Linked DNA regions of Homo sapiens: region 2 is linked to region 1. Evidence: read pairs that join two places in POLR2A ChIA-PET (ENCODE). Cell type or tissue: PC-3. All regions are shown on one strand. Each heading gives the region's core, and the rest is flanking DNA. Links, peaks and the distances in the headings are about the cores only.

Region 1 (7,404 bases), core at 1,654-6,653:
CCCACCTTAGCCTCCCTCGTAGCTGGGACCACAGCTGCATGCCACCATGCCTGGCTAATTTTTTTTACTATTTGTAGAGACAGGGTTTTGCTATGTTGCTCAAGCTGGTCTTGAACTCCTGGACTCAACTGATCCTCTTGCCTTGGTGTCCCAAAGTGCTGGGATTATAGGCGTGAACCACTGTGCCTGGCCTTTCATACATTAAGTGAGGTTTGGGGCAGGGCACAGTGGCTCATGCCTGTAATCTCAGTGCTTTGGGAGGCCAAGGCAGGAGGATCGTTTGAGGTCAGGAGTTCGAGACCTGCCTGGGTAATATAGCAAGACACTCATCTGTATTATATATATGTTATTTTTTTAACTGGGCATGGTGGCATGTGCCTGTAGTTCTAGCTACTCTGGAGGCTAAGGCATGAAGATTGCTGAAGCCTAGGAATTCGAGGTTGCAGTGAGCACCGATCACACCACTGCACTCCAGTCTGGGTGACAGAGCAAGACCTTGTCTTTAAAAAAAACCAAAATAATAACAAAAAAAACTTTGTTTTTAAGCAGTGAAACCTGTTTTTCAAATCGTATCTTACAAAGAACTTAAATATGTATCGTAAACATAGGAGGGATTCTCTGACTGAAACAAGGGTTGGGGTCTACCAATTATATATTGTTATGAACCTCTATGTCCTTAGTCTTTTTTCTTTCTTTTTTTTTTTTTTTTTTTTTTACTAACTATACACTGAAATAAAGACATTTTAAAAACACCTAAAGAAGATACATCATCGCAATCCAAGTATCTTATTGTATCAGGCAAACAGAAACCACTCCAGTTATTCCAAGCTAAGGAATGTAATACAGAAAACTGGCTACACAGGTGACAGAAGTACTAAGAGTCTCAACCAAGATACTAAAGCCATTCAGAGATTGCAGGAAGCCACTAATGCCCACAGGGCTGCAGAGATGCGGGCAGGAGGTGTCTTTACTAGATCATAGAAGTCAGGGCCATCTGGTGAGAACTGGGACCATGGCAGGGGCTGCCCAGTGGAATCTGGGACCATGGAAGAAAGGGCTGTCTAGTGGGAAGATGAAGCCATGGAGAACATGCAGCCACGGCGGGAAAAAAGTCCCCCCACCCCAGCCACTTCATCCAAAGCACAGACAGGTAAGAATATCTCTCATTTCTCCCATACTTGTCCTTCTTCCCCTCAAAATTCTGTCTGTCCCTCCCTGACCAGAGCAAATCAGAAGCATAAGGGTCAGGGAGCCTGGGCAATGCAGTTGACAGGAGAAGGGAAAGGAATTGACATGATAGCAAATTGACAGTGAGTGGCTTCCTCTTCTTCAGATTGTTCTACGCCAATCAAAAAAACCATTCAGCTGAAACTGATATCCAATCTTACAGAAATCCTTCTGCCACCCAGCTTCACGAGAATGATTCTCTCTCTGCCATCCATGCTCTTCTTTCCCTCTACTTTGGCTCACTAGAAGATACTATTCTGTATGGACCTATGAAATAGGTTTCCAAAGGAAGTTGTTCAATGAGCCAGGAAAACCCCCCACAAAATTCAGCAGAAAAAGAATACAACATGCCTCAAGGTAAAGACCTCACATGTTGAACTATTTGGTTAAACCTTCAGTCACCAAGACCTTTTTTTTTAAAAAAAAAAAATAAAGTCCAAAAGCCTCTCTAGCCCCAATATCTTCCTCCGTTTTAATTTTATTTTTATTGTGGTAAAATATATATAACATAAAATTGACCATTTCAACTATTTTTTAGGAGTAAAATTCAGTGGCATTAAGTACACTCACATTGTTGTGCAACCATTTCCACCCTCCATTTAATCGTTAATTTTCTAACTTGCAGTGAGGGCGTGAATAGGAACTCAACACAGCAAAGATGGACAGAATTCCTCAAATTTCTAAATCCTTCTCTTTTGGTAACTTCATCAGCTTCATGTTTCTGAAGAATGGAGCCTTGACATTACCTATATTGCATGTCTGTCCATCTCACTCCTGCCCAGCTCTGTGCCTTGCCAAGTCACAAATGAAGATGGACAGACAGACAGAGACACACACACAGACACACGTGCACCACCCTTATGTTTTCATCCTTCAGCTAAAAGCTCTCATTCGTAAGTGGTTATACATTTGGCTCTGTTATTTCCTGCTTAAGCACCTGCCCTGGGTCCCAATTCACCTCCTCTACAATCACCTCTTGAAGCCTTTGGAATAAAGTTTCCCTAGGTCCGCATCAAATTTCCTTCCCTAATTTTTGGCACTGTCCATATCAACTCAGTGCAGCCCTGCAAGTACTGATCACACACGTACTATGTATGTGTCTAGGACCATGTTCTGCTTTCTGAAAAATGGTATGGACAAGGAGCTTAGGGTCTTGGTAGCTGTGTTTGGGACATCAAAAATAACATAAAAAATTGAGGATGAAGGATCAAGTATAGTGAGGTGAAAACTGAGCATCACTGAATCAAAAATGTATGATTTGAAAGAGGGCTGCAGCAACTCAAGGCAGCCTGTAGGGAAGTGGTCTCTGGACTCCCGGCAGGCTGGGTTCAAAGTCTGACTTTGCCCTTTACTAACTCTGTGACCGTGGATGTTTCCCTTAACCACCCCGGGCTTCATCTTCCTCATCTGTAAGATGTTGCTAATAATAACATGTATCTTTAAGGCTATTGTGTGGACTAGGTGAGAGGTAAGGAATTTATTTAGCTCAGTGCCTGGCAGGTAGGAGGCACTGCATAAATGTCAGTGAATATTATTGATCTCCACACTCATTCTCAGCACAGAGCCAGACTGACGGTAACTAACGTTACTGGAGTCTTCATGGAGGAGACAGGATTTGAGATGGACTTTTGATTAGAGTTAAGATTCGGATAGCTGACTTTGAATGCCAGAAAAGGTTCCTGGAGAAGGGTATGATTTATGGTTGCTTAGGTAGTTTAGATATTAAATGAGGGCAGTATTTTAGGATTAGCACTTGGATTAATGTTTTCTTTTAACTGCAAAGTAAATGTAGGCATTTTGGTAGAAAATCAGTGTCACCGTCCTAGCCATGATCTTTCTAAAAGGATCCTTCAGCTCCTCAGATCTTTCTTTTTACTTCCAATTCTCCAACCTTGCTATGAAGTGTGGATAAAGGATTAAAATTCAGCAGATCACTTCAGGTTAAAGAAAGGAAGAGGCTTTGCCAAATACCCTTTATAAGTGCGAGGCATAAATTGAGGCTCCATTCTGAGGACTTTTACAAACAAATAGAGCCAGGTACCCAAATTCTACAAATTATATTGATATCCATTCATAATCATTCCCCCTCCCCTAATATCCATTCATATTAATCCTCCCGCCCTCAAGTATATGGACATATTTATGGGATAAACTTGAAAAAAATTTAACAAGGACATTGTTATTCCAGGAAGTGGCTGTCGGGTGATTGGTTCAAGAATATTATACAATGCTCAGCAGAGCTCCCACAGAGCTTCTGTGCTGTCTTTTCTCTCACTTCCAGGTGTTTATACCACATAAAACTCACTGCGTTAACCAATGCCGAGTCCACGCTCAGAATGAAATGATTTCCTACTGTGAAAATGGTGTCATCCAAACACCCACAATAGCTTGGATGTCTGCTTTAAGACTAATGAATTTGCCAGTTTGTATAGGGCCCACGTATTTATACTTTAGCAAAAGCACTATAATCTTGTTTCTGAAATTTTGTTCTTTTCTTCTAAAACAGAAATACAGAGAACTCAAGAAAGATAATCCTTAAAGTTTTTATGAAGTTAGAGGGAAACGATTCCATTAGTCTCACTTATCAAGGCCATCTAACTCTTTGTTTAGATAAGCATTCCAGATAGAAAATAAGTTCCAAAAAAAAAAAAAAAATACATAAAAGCACGCAGATTGGTTAGATAGAAGCGAAAAGGGACAGAGGGAGGAAATTAGGGTAAATATTATTTTTCCCTCAATGGGAGTATTTTAAAGCTAAATGCCCTGCCCTAAAAAGTCAAGAGTTATGTAAAGTATTGGTGGTTGTAGTCATTTGAGAAAAGTACAACCCGAATATGCATTTCTCTTATGGGTCAAACAGAAGTCACGATAATTGTGTGTCCTTTACACTACCCCAAGATTGTTATTTAAAGATGAGCATAGTGAAAACTATAATACTATCATTTGTCCACTACCCATGTATGCTAGCAAATAATTATACATATTTTTACCAATGAACTGAATCAGAAATTGGTAACAATTTTAAAAGTAGCTTTTCTGCTATTGTGCAACATCAATGCCCTTCTATTACAATTAGTTCCAAAAAGATAATTCTCTTATCTGACAGCATTATAAAAGCAAAGTATTTCATGCATGGCAGTGTTGAGGAGCTTGGTCATGGGGGACAGGGTGAAAGGTCCAATGGACTACCATAAATGTGTGGTTCACACCATCAGAGGCGGATGCACCTGCTAATCTGGCTTCTCAGTCAAAGTCCCCCCTACAAGGCAATGGTGTGGCAGAATGCAAATGGGAAATAAAGGTACAGGACAGCTGGGACTCTTCTATTGCAGAAAAGGAAAGCAAGCCGAGGAAGAGAGTTTAGTGTGGGCACACTTGCTGCTAACCTGAAGTGCTCTCTTTACTTATGCTCTGTTCTTAGGAGGGGCTGATCATTTATTATAGGTTCTTTTTATATTAAACACTAATGAGAAGCCAAATAATTTATAGGGAGTTTCATATTAAGGCTCAATGATATTAAATACCTGGAGAGCCTCACATAAACAAAGATGGATTACCAGCAATGCTCAAAGTAAAATTTTTATACAATAATAAAAAATAAAATATTTTCATAATAAATCTAAAAATCACATACCCACACAAGTTGCTTCTTCCCATCCAATATATACTGCAATTGGCTACCAGGGAGGGGAAGTGAAGAGACAGACACACTTTTTATTATTTTATCTCTTAAATGTTACCTAAAGACCTCCATCTTAACCAAGCAGCCTATGGCTTCTCCTCCTGTTACTAAAAACCTGCCAACATTTCTTGGTCACCTGAGAGGGTATCATCAGGGCAGCTTGAATTTGGTATCACCAAACAGTCTTTGAGAAGGAAAGGGTCACTTGAAAGAGAGAAAATTTCCCATCCATGGATAAACCTTCCTGCATATAATGTAACTTTCAATAAGCCTGATAAATACTCTGTAAAAATAGACATCACTTCTCCTAGGTGTAAGAGATATATTTGTTAGAAAGGAGGCAGAGGTATTGTCTTGGGATTAGAGATCATTTCAAAGCGAAGTCATTACAGAACACACTCTAGGTTGCTCAACACTCCAGGGGAATATTTTCGGTGGTCGATTCACGCACATGCTGACTACAGAGGACATTCCTATGAACAGGAAACTAAGGAGGAAACCACAGTTTTCTCTACATTATCCATCATCAGACCTCTGGACACTGTTAATTCAAGTGGTTTCCCTATAGAAAAGATGCAGGTCGGTAGAGGGAATTAAGCTGTATATATACCAATTTAATTTCATGAAATCAGTTTGAAATAGAAGTAGTTTAGCTAACTGGAAAGACTGTCTTACAGATTCTTTGAGGAATTCTGGGCAGTAGATTCACTTTCCATGATTTTATTTATTTTTTATCTCTAAAGGATTCCTAAGAATACATGATAATGTTCCTAACAATTGAGTCAAGGGAAAGGTCAAATTAATGCCTTCATCAATCATAAATGGTGATTATAAATAAACTCAGAATTAAATCCTTATCAACATAAATGTTTAAAGTCAGCTTTATTTGGCCTACAATGAGGAAGAAAGAGTAATGACAGCTATATACTATTCACGTATGCTATTAGCAAACAGCATATATATTATTATGAAAAAACGCAGGGAAAAAAATCTCAATTTCATCTTTCCTCCAACCAGGGTCGCTGCTCCTAGCCCAACAGGCCACACACTCCATCACACAGGGGGCTATTCACACCAATTATTGTCTAAATGATGTTCTTACCACTTAGAAAAGATGTACGTAGGACACAATCAGTTTGTTACTGTTTAAAGCAAATTACTGTCATTTTATTTTGCTGAAAGATTTAAGGAAAAATTAAGTAATTTAATCCCATCAAGGTAGATGGTGTGCCTGATGCAGTCCCTTACAAATTGTTAGAAAGCTTGCTTTTCTTTGTTATTATCATATTTAAGCTTTAAGAATAGTCTCAGCATTAGGCAGGCATGACCAAATTGGATCTTCCTCCTAAAGGAAGCCACAGAAGTCAACACCTTTACCAGATCCAATCCTACCTCTCTCATCTTTGGCACCTTTACTTTCTTCCACTATTTACCATAGGAATAATATAAAAAATTATGTACCTTTTCCTACATAGTACATTGCTACTTTCTCAACAGCATAAATACCCAACTAAAACCAAACACAATGAGAATAAGTAGGGGTCAGACATTTCATTTCTTCTTACTTTAGCCCACAAGCCTCTCTCTGTCTTAACTCCAGTAAGTAGGTTTTGTTTGTGTTTGCTTTTTTCAATAACTGTCTTTTAAGTAAGCCTGTAGGCTAGAGGTTTGGGCTTGGGACTTATATATCATCTATATTCCCTGCCCATCCGGCACAGTAATTATTTAATTCAAAAAATACTTGTGGATAGGCCAGGCCTACCCTAAATCAGTTACTGGCCTTACGCGGCAACTCACATTTATGATTATTTTACATAATGCACGGTTTCTAGAAATTAGTTCACACTTTGCTGGGTCTGAAAATTTAGTATTGTAAACTGGCATTTGTATTAACTTGATAAACTAAGAAGGGACAGCCTCAGTGCCCACACATTGCTACATTACAGAAAAATCATAGGCATGAGTGTTTTCAAACAAATGTAAACCTTATAAGGAAGGGAACTTCCGCTTATTAAGAAAGAATCAGGATAAAGGATGCAGAAAACATATGCTTTTGGGGAAGGTGAGAGAAGGCAGTAGAAAACTAAACTTAAAAAGTTTTGGGTACAAATTCCCCCAAGGGAGTGTAAACCAAACGGAACCGAGCAACGCCCACCAGCCCCTAGCCCTGCCAACAGCTCCCCCTTCATAGGAGAGCCTTGCCAATGGCTTTTTACCTCTGGCACAAAGACCAGTTACAAAATGGACCTACTATTCCCAATCTCAGGCTTTCTAAATGACAAATAAGCAAGGAAGAAAAAAACCTTCTAAGCGGATCACCATCTGGGTTGAGGAATGAATTTACGCCAATGAAGTGGTACTATGAAATTATAAACATTCTGGAAGACTCCGTGCCTTGATCAAGAGTACTGGGTGAAAGCCAAATTTGGAAACAGAAAGCAGGATAAAGCCAATGTTTGTGGTCTTTATCATTCCGTGCTATATTGGTTATAGGT
Region 2 (7,404 bases), core at 862-5,861, 490 kb before region 1:
CACACCTTGCTCATCATCCTTGGCTCTAAATATCTATTAGAACTTTCTAAATATTAAGCCCACCATTAAAGGATGATTTATTATTCTGGGTAATATGAAGAAATTGTACCACATGATCTGAACAAAACTTCAAAAATATTTTGAGCAACAGCAATGTTATTGGAATAAGTGTGCAGGCTTCCAAGCCAATTACTTGGGTGGAAACGCTCATTTGAATAAACAAATTATGACACATTTTCATTGTAAAAAGTTGTCACTATCCAACACAATATCTTAATAGTTTAATTACTGTTACTAACTCAAAGTCTGTTTGATTAGAGTGGTAGTTCTCAATGAGGGGACATTTGGCAATGTCTGGAAACATTTTTGATTGTAACAACTTGGGAGAAGGGTGCTACTGGCATCAACAGAGTAGAATGTAGAGGCTCAACATCCTATAATGACGAAGACAGCTCCTCCTTCCCTTCAACAAAAAATTGTCTGACCAACAATGTCAATAATGCCACTGTTGAAAACACTAGATTAAGTGTTTCTATGCCTCTGTGACATATTTTCTTGTATATTTTGGTCTGTCTCCTCTCTGTAGTAGGAATTTCTTCTTCCTCATACTACTCAGTGCAAACCCATATAGATAAAAGCAATGACAGAAATGCTACGTGACTAGTTAGCAAATTTTCTCTGTAATTGGAAATCCCCATTAATCAGAAGTCATTGTCCCAAGAAGGCATGACAGACAACAGCATAATGTCATGACTGCAAAGGTGGACTCTGGAGCCAACCTTCCTGGGTAGAAATCTCAGCTCTGCCATTTATTTACCAGCTCTGTGACTTGAGGCAATTTACTTACCTTCCTCATGCTCTAGTTTCTTCATCTGTAAAATGGGAACAACACTATCTCTTATCTCATACTATTTTTGTGAAGGGAAAATAAATTGTTAAGTGTTTCTTAAATGAAGTGCTCGGTAATCATTAGTTTTATTATTTTAAGTAAAAATCATTGCAAAGGTTAAAATGCTACACACTGGCAGAGAGCACAAAGCCAAGTAAACTCATGATTAGTATCAATAGGTCATCAGAGCAGTGGCCCTTTATCTTGGCTGGACATCAGAACCACCCAGGGAGCTCTGGAGGGGAATAAAACTTAATGTCCAGGCAACACTCTAGACCAATTAAATCAGAATTCCTAGAGATGGGACCCAAATGTTAGTATCTTCTTAAAGCTCTCTATGTGATTCCAATGTGTAGCTTAATTTGAAGATTACCACATTAAAGTTATATAAAAAGACTGTCTCTAAGTGGGATGATAAAAAGAGGGCCTATTAAGAAAAGAAACAAAGGCTTGTGAAAAAAAGTAAGAGATGGAGAATAATCTTTGAGCTAATGAATAAATTTAGATTAATAGAGATACAGAGATAAGAGTACAATAGTTCCTATTATTTGAAGTATTTATAATCCCTTTGCCAATATAATATATAAGGTGCTATGGGAACAGGAAGGAAGAAGCACTGAAATATAGCCATGTGTGAAAGTGACTGTAAAGCAATTTATATAGAGTTCAGTGAGAAAGAAAAAGCTCTGTAGAAAGTTGGGGAGGTAAGAACATCCAACACCAAGAGTTTTCAACTGGAGATAGTCACCTAGGATAGAGTGACAAGATTTTCAAAATTAAAAAGCAATCCCAGCAATCCCACTGACAGTTCAATAACGAGTTCTGAGTAACCAAGGAAAAGCTATTTATTGTTGATTTTTTTAAATGTTAATTTCACAGATATTAAGTACCTTGTTTCCTCATCCCAGGAAGCGTGACAAACAAGACACACAACCTTAAAAACTGATTGACCTTACTGCGTCCCATGTTTCACAACCTTCTGCTGACCCTGTGCAGAATTACAATCCCCAACGAAACTCAACCACCAGTTTAAAAGCAGATCACCATGTAAATCTACTAATGAAAAGGAATGGATATTTTCTATTCTTACCCCCAGAATCAAATGTAGCAGATAATAATTTGTATCTCAAAGACTTTTTAACATTCAGGACCAAGCCAACTTTTAAGAGAGATAATAGCAAAAATCCCAATTTTCAGAAATTTTCTTTTCTTTTTTTTTTTTTTTTTTTTGAGACAGGGTCTTCTTCTGTCCCTTGGGTTAGAGTACAGCGGCACAATCACCACTCACTGCAGCCTAGACTGCCCGGGTTCAGGTGATCCTCCCACCTCAGCCTCCTAAGTAGCTGCTACTACAGGCACATGCCATCACGCCGGGCTAATTTTTTTTGTCTTTTCTGTAGAAACGGGGTTTTACCATGTTGCCCAGGCTGGTCTCAAACTCCTGGGCTCAAGCAATCCGCCGGCGTCCCAAAGTGCCGGGATTACAGGCATGAGCCACCGCGCTCGGCCAGAAGCTTTTATCCTATTGACCTGGATGTTGGTCTCCGGAACATCAAAGTTTTGTTTTTGTTTTCTTTAATTTTGCCTTCCACATTAACTTCAAAGTATGTGCAATCTTTACGTGGTAACCACTGAAAAAAGTGACTCTAAATACTGGGAGAAGTTTTCATTTTGTACATTTGGCTCTCCAAAGGCCTGTTAAACAGATCAAAACCTACATACGGGAGGAAAGCTACCCCCACTCACTCAAACAAAGCATGAGCCTTGATATCTTGTTTTATTTTTCTTTGTGCATCCTATTATGGACCTATGTAATAATGCAAGACCACCACACGGGGTAAGGAGCATGAATTATAACAGCTGTGGTCTCAGTGCAGGAACCACAGCACACTGTGAAATTCTCCATAGCTCTGGATCACAATTAGAGTAACACCTGTGCAAAACAGGTTTCTTCTGATCCCCTAAAAAGCCCTCTATTTTATGCAGGCCCAAATTGTGTTTGTTGTTCTTAAGCCAGTTCCCTGCCTCGGAATTTAGACAATCATTCAACTGCTTAATTTCATCCCTCTAAAGCAATCCAGAGAGTTCACCGGAGATATATCAATGAGTCAGTTCATTCCTGCCTCACCCAACCCTTCTCTATGTGACTCCCTGGGCAAGATAACTTTTACAGGGATGAAAAAGAATATCCTTTTTCTATGACACATAATGGCTTTTTATGAAGTCAAATCTTCCATTGCATTGACAGAGTAGGGGAAAGCTGGGCAAAGGATGTGATTCCTCCATTTCTGCAGGACATATTCCACCAGTAAAAAAGAAACAATTGCATGCCCCAAAGGAAATGGTTACCAAATTGAGGCAATCGCTTATGCTAAAAAAAAGTCTGTGGTTTCTGCTTTAAAAGGGTCAGAACAATGTCATTCTTGGACACTACTGAAAACGTGATTAAGACAACTCTGCAGAGGTCCACAATAGGGACAGGAAATGTCAGACTCAAATTTTCAGGCTCAATTATTCATCTCATAAATAAATTTTGAAGATGGGTTTGTCTTATGAAAGTTGAGAAGCACAGTGTTTAGCAATTATACAAACCCTAAGACTTGGCTCCTCAAAACCATTTCTGTTGGTTTTGGAATGTTGTCTGCATCCAAGTAGCTGACAAAGTTTTTTATTATTATTATTAATAACACAAGACTTTAAGAAAGGTATGAGCTCTTTGAGTGAGAAAAGAGACTCTGGCTTACTTCCATTTTTCCAGTCTTACTATGGACCAATGGCTGCTGATTTTCTACTTACACTTTGCCCTTGTGTCTTTTCTACTAATAATAATACATTAGTCAATCCAGGATAAATTCAGAGTCAGGATGTTGGGTCCTTTAAGAAGCCTTATAGAAACAATTGCACAAGGAAATTGGTTGAAATCTCAGTAGGTGATAATTGTAATAATTGTTCTCTTGGCCTGGCCACTGAGAGGACACCTACAGAACAGCTTATTGCTGTTACACATCCATCATAAAGTATCAGAGCCAGCATGCACCCCCTTGAGTCTTTAAGGAAGTTTCTAGTACTCTCATCGTTCTCATTGTTCAATATAGTCTAACACACTAAAATCTGTGAAGGCTTGTAAGAAACACCTGCAAGTCCTAGACCATGCCCTCTAGGGGCTTACATTTTTAGTCAGTAGACCACACTTACTTGTGCAATAAATGCACTTAAATTAAATGCTCACTGTGGGTTACACACCACGGGAGTTTCAGAAGTATAAAACTTGTCTCATCCTCATGAGGCAATGGACTTGGAGAGACAAGATATTTGCTAGAGAGGAGATCAACAAGGACTAGAAGCACCACAGAAAAGCTTAGGAGAAGGTGTGCCTGTAGCTAGGCCTTGAAAAATGGGTAAGATTTAGGTGGAAGGAAGACATTTGGACAAGAGGCTATGATAAACAAAGATGTAAAGGCAGGAATGAGGATGGCAGTCATGTGGGACTCAAAGAGGATTCCCCCACACCCTTCCTTTTTATTTTGGTCTTATTAGATCCATCTGATGGGGACAAGGTCAGAATTATTTGAAAGGATTTTGCCTCATCTGCATGGACTTCCTATGGAAACAGAAAGACAAGGGAGCCTTTGAGTGAGGGAACAGTGATAGTTCAGTGGATTGGAAACGTCTGTGTCCAGAAGAAAAAAAAAGGAGTGGAAAGGGTTGTAATTATAATACAGTGTGTAAAGTGCTGCCATGGAAACATACAGTCCTGGGGCCAGGAAGGTTCCCAGAAAGATATGACTCCTTTCTTTCACTCAGCTAGGTGACACACACACATACACACACACACACACACTCACACACACACACATGAACACACACATCATATCATACATATGTATAATTAGCTGCCAATTATACAGACTGTAAGGATGCAGAACACTCTGGGGACGTTCAAGTTTCTCATCCTTCTATCTGACCCCATACTCTCCTATCCATGTGCTCCTGTAATTCCAACTTAAACCTCCTCATTGGCTTCCACCAAAATCCACTCATGCCCCAGCATTTCTTGAATTTATTACCTTTATTACAAATTTAGACAGCCATGAAGAGAGATTGCATCTTAGAGCACATGACTTTCTGTCATCCAGGTGGATTCACCAGTACCAATCTATCCTTCCTTCTCTCCAAGAAGTGAGCAAGGTCTTTGCTTGTCTAGCTCAAAAGAGCTCTATCCCTATCAGGTATTGTGTTCTACTTGGGCAAGGGGATGATTATAAGCCCAAACCTCAACATTATACAATACACAAATATAACATATAACAAATCTGCACATGTGCCCCTTGAATCTAACTTTTTTAAAGACCTCTATTCATAATATTGAAAGCTCGTTCTGTACTCCAAGCCCTTTCTCAAAGACATTTGCCCGTCTAAGTGAATTCTGGTGAATGCAATTTTCCCCATCTTGTTAAGAGAGAGTAGAGTGGTGGTTGCTGAGAGCTGGTGGGAGGGGGAAATGGGGAGGTAACAGTTAAAAGGTACAAAATTTCAGTTATGTAAGATAAATAAGTTCTAGAGATCTACTACACAGCAAAGTGCCTACAGGTAATGATATTCTCTTATTGTATACTTAAATTTTGCTGAAAGGATAGATCTTATATATTTTTCTTTCTTTTGAGACGGAGTTTCACTCTGTTGCCCAACCTGGAGTGCAGTGGCATGATCTCGGCTCACTGCAGTGTCCACCTCCCGGGTTCAAGTGATTCTCCTGCCTCAGGCTCCCGAGTAGCTGGGCCTACAGGCGCGTGCCACCACAACCTGCTAATTTTTGTATTTTTAGTAGAGAGGGGGTTTCATCATGTTGGCCAGGATGGTCTCGATCTCTTGACCTCTTGATCCACCCATCTCGGCCTCCCAAAGTGCTGGGATTACAAGTGTGAGCCACCGTGCCCAGTGGATAGATCTTATATTAAGTGTTCTTACCACAAACAAATTAATGATAATACTAATAAAGGGGGCAGGGGGAAACTTTGAAAGGTAATGAATATATTTATGGCCTTGATGATGGTGTTGGTTTCACAGGCCTAAACTTATCCCAGACTCATCAAGCTATATATGTTAAATACATACAGCTTTTCATATGTCAATCATATTGCAATCAAGTGTTTTTTTTTAAACCTTCCCCTAAGTGAAGGAGAGAAGGGGAATATTATCAGTCTTTCACAGCTTTTACCAAGTTCTCCCTCCAAGGGAAAGGAAAGGAGAAGATACAGCACATTGACGACTCAGCATTCAGTTCCCTTTCACACCCACCCTTCTCACTCAACGGCCTTGATGTCCTTCTATCTTTATCCTAAGACCTTGGAGAAAGCCAGTCTCTAAAGATCCTATTAGAATCCTCATCCAGCTTTGCCTCTTCATTTACCTAATGGGTTGCTTCCACTCAGCTCAACCACAAAGGCCTTTTCTGTCAATGGAGATCTCCAAAGAACCTAGAGGAAGAGAATCCTGTGAATATACCACTATTGTTAATGGAGTTGACAGTGGTAGGGCTTAAGGGAGCCCCAAGAATGGATGAACTCCCAACCCAAACCTTGTGCCACATTTTCTTCACCCTCAGAGTTAGAGGCCTCCCTGGATCTTTGAGTCCACCCAGTGGAAGGATATTGTTAAGTGGGCACCCTGCCCTTTGCAGCTCCTCTCCCTGGGGCCTCATCCACATACAAGAGAGGATTAGGTGTTTATGTGAGCATCTTAGCTCATGGAGATGGAGTAGTTTACCTCTCTGGTTTTTCTTCCATTTCCTGACATTCATTTCTGGAAAAGTAAGGGGCTTTCCTGCCAGTAGGAGTTTGCCACAAAATGTCTTTCCTCTCTCTTAACAAAATCATACTTCAAATCAGGATGTCCTATGTATGTTCTTACATCTCATAAATTGTCCAAAGCTACCACATGTCTTGTTTATGATTCAGCATATTCCGAGCTTCTTTCTGAAGTAGCCAATATTAAACAATGCATTTTCCTCCAAAGGCTATATTATCTATCTCAAAATGGTTTCCATACATTTACTCTTAATACAAATGGAATTTCCAAAATTAGCAAGAGTTTTAGCAGATTCCACAAGCTCCTCCTATCCCTGCACAATGCACTCTACAGTTTGGAAGTCATGGTAAGGCTGTACTCCTGGTTCAGTACAGTCTCTTAATTCAAATGATACTGGACAGAACCCCCAAATAAAACAGAGGTGTCAAATGAGAATTTTGAAATCTGTTTAAATTTGGACAACTGCAAATTCTGTAGGACTGTGAAAGGCAGAATTCTGCGATTCCTGCCAGGGCTCAGGAGTGGCTTCCTTGGGCTTCTGCCTTGCACTGCAACACATCAATCCAGGAAGGAAGCCAAGTCTGGTCACTGGTTTCTGCAAAAATCTATTCACACCCAAACATATTTTGAGTTTAGCACCTGTAGAAAGACTTGGAGAAAATTTCATGGGTATATATTTCACACCCCCCTGTTCTCTATCTGTATTC

The links. ChIA-PET counts read pairs that join two places held together with the same protein. Peaks named below come from ENCODE experiments on the same cell type or tissue, not always from the same donor. Only the 100,000 strongest peaks of a DNase experiment are listed, where the experiment ranks them.
Region 2: POLR2A ChIA-PET joins it to region 1 with 5 read pairs; 2 of 35 experiments call an interaction of 5 or more read pairs at or near these places.

The regions. Positions count from the first base shown.
Region 1 is chr5:53,925,305-53,932,708 of GRCh38, forward strand. All of the region lies in intron 4 of ARL15 (ARF like GTPase 15), which reads right to left. Among named protein-coding and RNA genes, the nearest start is that of MIR581, 23 kb to the right of the region's middle. In PC-3, for the core only: no CTCF peak of the experiment used is centred there; no DNase peak of the experiment used is centred there.
Region 2 is chr5:53,435,913-53,443,316 of GRCh38, forward strand. No RefSeq gene overlaps it. Among named protein-coding and RNA genes, the nearest start is that of FST, 41 kb to the right of the region's middle. In PC-3, for the core only: no CTCF peak of the experiment used is centred there; a DNase peak (open chromatin) is centred at 3,129; H3K27ac peaks cover 3,494 bases.